Linked DNA regions of Homo sapiens: region 2 is linked to region 1. Evidence: chromatin loops called from intact Hi-C (ENCODE). Cell type or tissue: OCI-LY7. All regions are shown on one strand.

Evidence for each region. A loop is a pair of places that touch in the nucleus more often than their neighbours do. Peaks named below come from ENCODE experiments on the same cell type or tissue, not always from the same donor. Only the 100,000 strongest peaks of a DNase experiment are listed, where the experiment ranks them.
Region 2: it touches region 1 in a loop (19-fold over the local background); 11 of 110 quality-filtered maps call a loop at or near these places.

Annotation. Positions count from the first base shown.
Region 1 is chr5:76,866,979-76,869,478 of GRCh38, forward strand. The region is part of intron 1 of S100Z (S100 calcium binding protein Z); the gene reads left to right. Among named protein-coding and RNA genes, the nearest start is that of S100Z, 18 kb to the left of the region's middle. In OCI-LY7, CTCF peaks have their summits at 1,309 and 1,510; a DNase peak (open chromatin) is centred at 1,313; H3K4me3 peaks cover 355 bases.
Region 2 is chr5:77,238,232-77,240,731 of GRCh38, forward strand. The region is part of intron 1 of PDE8B (phosphodiesterase 8B); the gene reads left to right. Among named protein-coding and RNA genes, the nearest start is that of PDE8B, 29 kb to the left of the region's middle. In OCI-LY7, CTCF peaks have their summits at 1,116 (motif pointing left) and 1,322; a DNase peak (open chromatin) is centred at 1,110.

The DNA of each region.
Region 1 (2,500 bases):
TAAATGGCTGCATGATTTTATCTTTTGTCAGACAAGCATGGGTCTGAGTCTCAGCTCTGCTACGACATAGTTGTGCGATTCTAGGAAAGCTTCTTTCTTTCCTTTTAAAAATAGCTTTGAGTTATAATTGACACACAATAAACTGCACGTATTTAAAATACACACTTTGGTAAGTTTGACATCTGTATACACCAGTGACACCATCACCACAGTCAAGATAATAAACATACTCACCACCCTCAAAAGTGTCCACCCTTCTGAGGTCCGTCCCTCCCACTGAGATTCCTCATGCTGTTGCTAGGAAAATGATAGAACATTTGAATCTGGTTACATAAAAAGACAAAAACTGGAGAGTTTAGGAGGAAGCAACTTAGCCTCCTGTATGACTGTAGTCTTGGCCCCAGGGCAGTTCCTGGCTCAGACACTCTGGGGGTATCCTCAGTCTAAGGAGGGTGTCTGCCTGCCCGGTTGACAGGATGCCTCTTCTTCACATACGTCTTGTCTTTCAGAGTCCATGACCAATGCCTCACTTACAAATATCTTTTCTCCTTTTGCTCCCACCTTTGTGGATATTTACCAGTTTTTTTTCTCTAAAATCATCCTTACTTTTTTTTTTTCTTTTTTTTTTTTTGAGGTGGGGTCTCACTCTGTCTCCCAGGCTGGAGTATAGTGGTGTGATCTCAGCTCTCTGCAACTGAGTTCAAATGATCCTCCTGCCTCAGCCTCTCGAGTAGCTGGGATTACAGGCATGCATAACCATGCCCGACTAATTTTTGTATTTTTAGTAGAGATGGGGTTTCGCCATGTTGGCCAGGCTGGTCTCAAACTCCTGACCTCAGGTGATCCACCCACCTTGGCCTCCCAAAATGCTGGGATTACAGGCGTGAGCCACTGCGGCCGGCCACAGTCATTACCTTTAAGCTCCCCCCAAATCTGATCATTTCTCCCATTCTTTGCACACTATCTCAGACCTTTACGCCCTAAGGGCTATGACTCATACCAAAATTGCAAAGTGCAATGGAAATAATTAATAGAGCAAGCAAGGTGCATAGGATAACCCTCTGTGCTATCAACAGGTGTGTCTCCCCCTCCTGGGATTTCATGTCACCCGTAAATTTGTGTCTCTAGCCTGACAGATTCTTTTTGAGCCTTTTGACATTGCCTTTGTTTCTGAAAGTCTCCTGGAGGGCAGGGGCTGAGGCTGGGTTATATAAAGATAAGCCCCTGAAGAAAGGGCTTTATAAATAGGATTTCAAGTGCATTCTGGGAATTAGAGGGCTGCCAGGTGCAGTCCTGGAGATTGACACTAAGGGGCAGCATGTACCAAAGGATATATTTAGCTCTGCCAAAGCCCAGTAGAAACAAAGAGAAAATCACCTTGCTTTTAAACCCCAAGAGCCAAGATGTAGAAGCCACATTTTCATCTCTTGAATCAAATTACAGCATTACAATTTTCAATATCTATTCTATTAGGAGTTTTACCTGCCAACTGAGTTCTCCGAGTAAATTATTTTATGGTTAAATATGATATAAATATAATACTGTTGAGACCCATATACTCTGTAAGATTTACTGATTTTAGTGCATCTATAACTTCAACAACTTAATTTGGAATTAAATAATATTTTATTCCAAATTCAAACTCTTTTTTTTTTTTTTTTTTGCGACAGAGTCTGGCTGCAACACCCAGGCTGGAGTGCAATGGCATTATCTCGGCTCACGGTAACCTCTGTCTCCTGGGTTCAAGCGATTCTCCTGCATCAGCCTCCCGAGTAGCTGGGACTACAGGCGCATGCCACCACATCTCACTGCTTTTTGTATTTTTAGTAGAGACGGGGTTTCACCGTTTTGGTCAGGCTGGTCTCAAACTCCTGACCTCAAGTGATCTACCCGCCTCAGCCTCCCAAAGTGCTGGGATTACAGGCGTGAGCCACCACATCCAGCTCAAACTCTTTATATTCATTGACATGACTGTTGTCTGTCTGTCTGTTTCTCTTTCTCCCTTTGATGAAGCAAATTTTTATGTGGAATAAAGGCAATCAAATAATTATTTGGCAGTTAAACTAGACAAGGCCAACTCTTGGGGAATCTTATGTTTCCCTCTCTGATTGATTTGTTTATGAATTCATCCATCAGTGAGGATTTCTGAGCACTTCCATATGCCTGTCCCTGTGCTAAATGCTGTGGAATGCATAGATGAACCAGATATCAACCCTGACATCAAGGAACTCATTCAAAGTGTGGAGGGTGGGGAACATACGGCAGACAAAAAAAAACGTGATGTTGGGAATGTATGGTAAGTGCAATGATGAGAAAAACAAACATAAGGTAGGAAATAGGAGAGGACAGAGAAGGCACCTATCAGAGATGGGGGGATGTGGGGTGGGTAGTTGGGAAGAGTGCAGGAAAATGTCCAAGAGGAGATGACATTTGAACTGATCTTAAAGGAGCAGATGGAATTAGCTTTCCACACAGTGTGCTCAGAACCTGCAAAGGCATG
Region 2 (2,500 bases), 370 kb after region 1:
GTTCAGGTTCCTAAGACTCTGTTTTTTTAGTTCAGTCTTTTCTCTTTTGTTCAGATTGGATAATTTGTATTGAATCATGTGCAAAGTTCACTGATTCTTTTCTTCAATCATTCTAACATTGAGCCTATCCAGTTGGTTTTTTATTTTGGTTATTCTATCCTTTAGTCATCAGATTTTCATTTGATTCTTTTTTATATCTTCTATTCTTTGCTGAGACTTTAAATCTTTCCAGTTGGTTCAAGTGTTAACTCTTGCTTATTGGAATTTTTTATAATAATTGCTTAGTCTTTGTCAGATAATTCCAGCATCTTTGTCATTTTTGTGTTGACATCTATATTACTGAGGGCTCTTCATAGAAACAGAACCAATAGGATACACATAGATATACAGAAAGTGGTTTATTACAAGGAATTGGCTCATGTAGTTATGGAGGCAGAGAATTCTCATGATCTGACATCTGCAACCTGGAGGCCTGAGAAATCTGGCAGTGCAGTTCTAGTTCAAATCTGAAGGTCTGAGAACCAGCAGAGTCAATGTGTAAATTCTAGTACGAGTCCAAAGGCCAGAGAACCAGGAGCACTGATGGCCAAGGGCAAGAGAAGATGAATGTGCCAGCTCAAGAAGAGAGAATGAATTTGCCCTTCTTCTGCCCTTTTGTTCTTTTCAGGCCTTCAACAGATTGTATGATGTCCACCCACTTGGTGAAGGTGAATGTCTTTACTCAGTCTACTAATTCAAATGCTAATCTTTCCCAGAAACATCCTTACAGATACACTCAGATATGTTTTAAAAGCTATCTAGGCATCCCTTAGCCCAGTCAAATTGACACATAAAATTAATCATCACAACATCTGTCAATTATCTTGTCCCATGCAAGTTGTAATTTTCCTGGTTCTTATGTCCAGGAATTTTAGATTGATTATAAGACTTTGTATCTTGATTAAATCTTATGGTGAATCTTGATATTTCCGTTTTAGCAGGGAATCAACCCTGTTGGGTTCAGACCACAATTTCTAGTCAGCCTTCTTTTGTGGTTATATCAATTACATTTTTAAAGCCTTTTCAATGCTCTTTGAATATGTCCCATGTGTATGCCACCCAGTGGCCAGTCTGTGACCTGAAAAGTGATCTGTCTCATAATTTAGTTCTCTGTAATGTGCTTTTTAGTGTTAGATCCATATATATGCAGCTTGGAGGTGATGCTAGCAGTACATAAACAACCTATGGCTTCGATTTTCCAAGCACTTCCTTGTTTGCAATCTCTTGGTATTTTCAAGTTCCCTGGGGCTACTGATATCTGGCCACCTTTCTTTTCTCTAATTCTTTGTACAATAAACAACACCAATCTTTTCTCTCCTTTACTGGATAATTTTAGTGTGGAAAATAACATCTAACCTTTCTGAAATCGAAATCCACACTTTTGATGAACATGATCCAATTCCAATCTCTTATGCTTATGTAACTTTAAAACTTTCCACACATCTTTCTAACAAACATGGGCTCCTCTAGCTTTAGCTGTATTGTAAGATCTTAGATGAGGTTAAACACCTTCCTGTTCAGAGCTTTCATTCTTGTAATAACCCAGGCTTGTCTCTCCAGAATGCTCTTCTACTTGGGTGGCTTTTAAAGCATGTTTGTTTATAGCTGCTCCTGGTCCATTATCCCCTGGGAACACAATGTTTTATAGGGGGTCCTTGAGCAGAAAAACACAGCAGCAACCCTAACCCTTCGACGTCAGTCTCTCCAAGTGCATCTAAGTTTAAGTGTTTTGCTTCCTTCATCAGTACTTTTTCTGTGATCCTTCCTTTTCAACAAGCTCTCCAGTAACAGCACAAGACAAAAGTTAAAATGAAGCTTTTTTTTTTTGTATTTCGTTTTAGTCATTCAATTGAGAGTTTTTTGAAAGGGCAATTTAAATTTGTTTTGTTTTGTTTTGTTTTGAGATGGAGTCTCGCTCTATTGCCCAGGCTGGAGTGCGGTGGCGCGATCCCGGCTCACTGCAAGCTCCGCCTCCCGGGTTCACGCCATTCTCCTGCCTCAGCCTTCCGAGTAGCTGGGACTACAGACGCCCGCCACCGCGCCCGGCTACTTTTTTGTATTTTTAGTAGAGACGGGGTTTCACCGTGTTAGCCAGGATGGTCTTGATCTCCTGACCTCGTGATCCGCCCGCCTCGGCCTCCCAAAGTGCTGGGATTACAGGCGTGAGCCACCGCGCCCGGCCAAGGGCAATTTAAATTTTAATTAAAACTCCGAGGTCACAGGAGGTCTCGTAGACAGGATTCTACTCATGTAGAAAGAAAGTAGAAACCATAAGATAACCTAGTGTACATCTGCCTTGTCACCAGTCAGATAATCCTATGCCAACATCTTCTCCATCACTAGGGCTAGCTATTAATATCTTTTCAGTAAAATATGCTATTTAAAGTGTTATACCCACACTAATTATTCAAACACATTCAAATTGAAATTAACTAAGCTGACAATTATTCAGTACCCATTT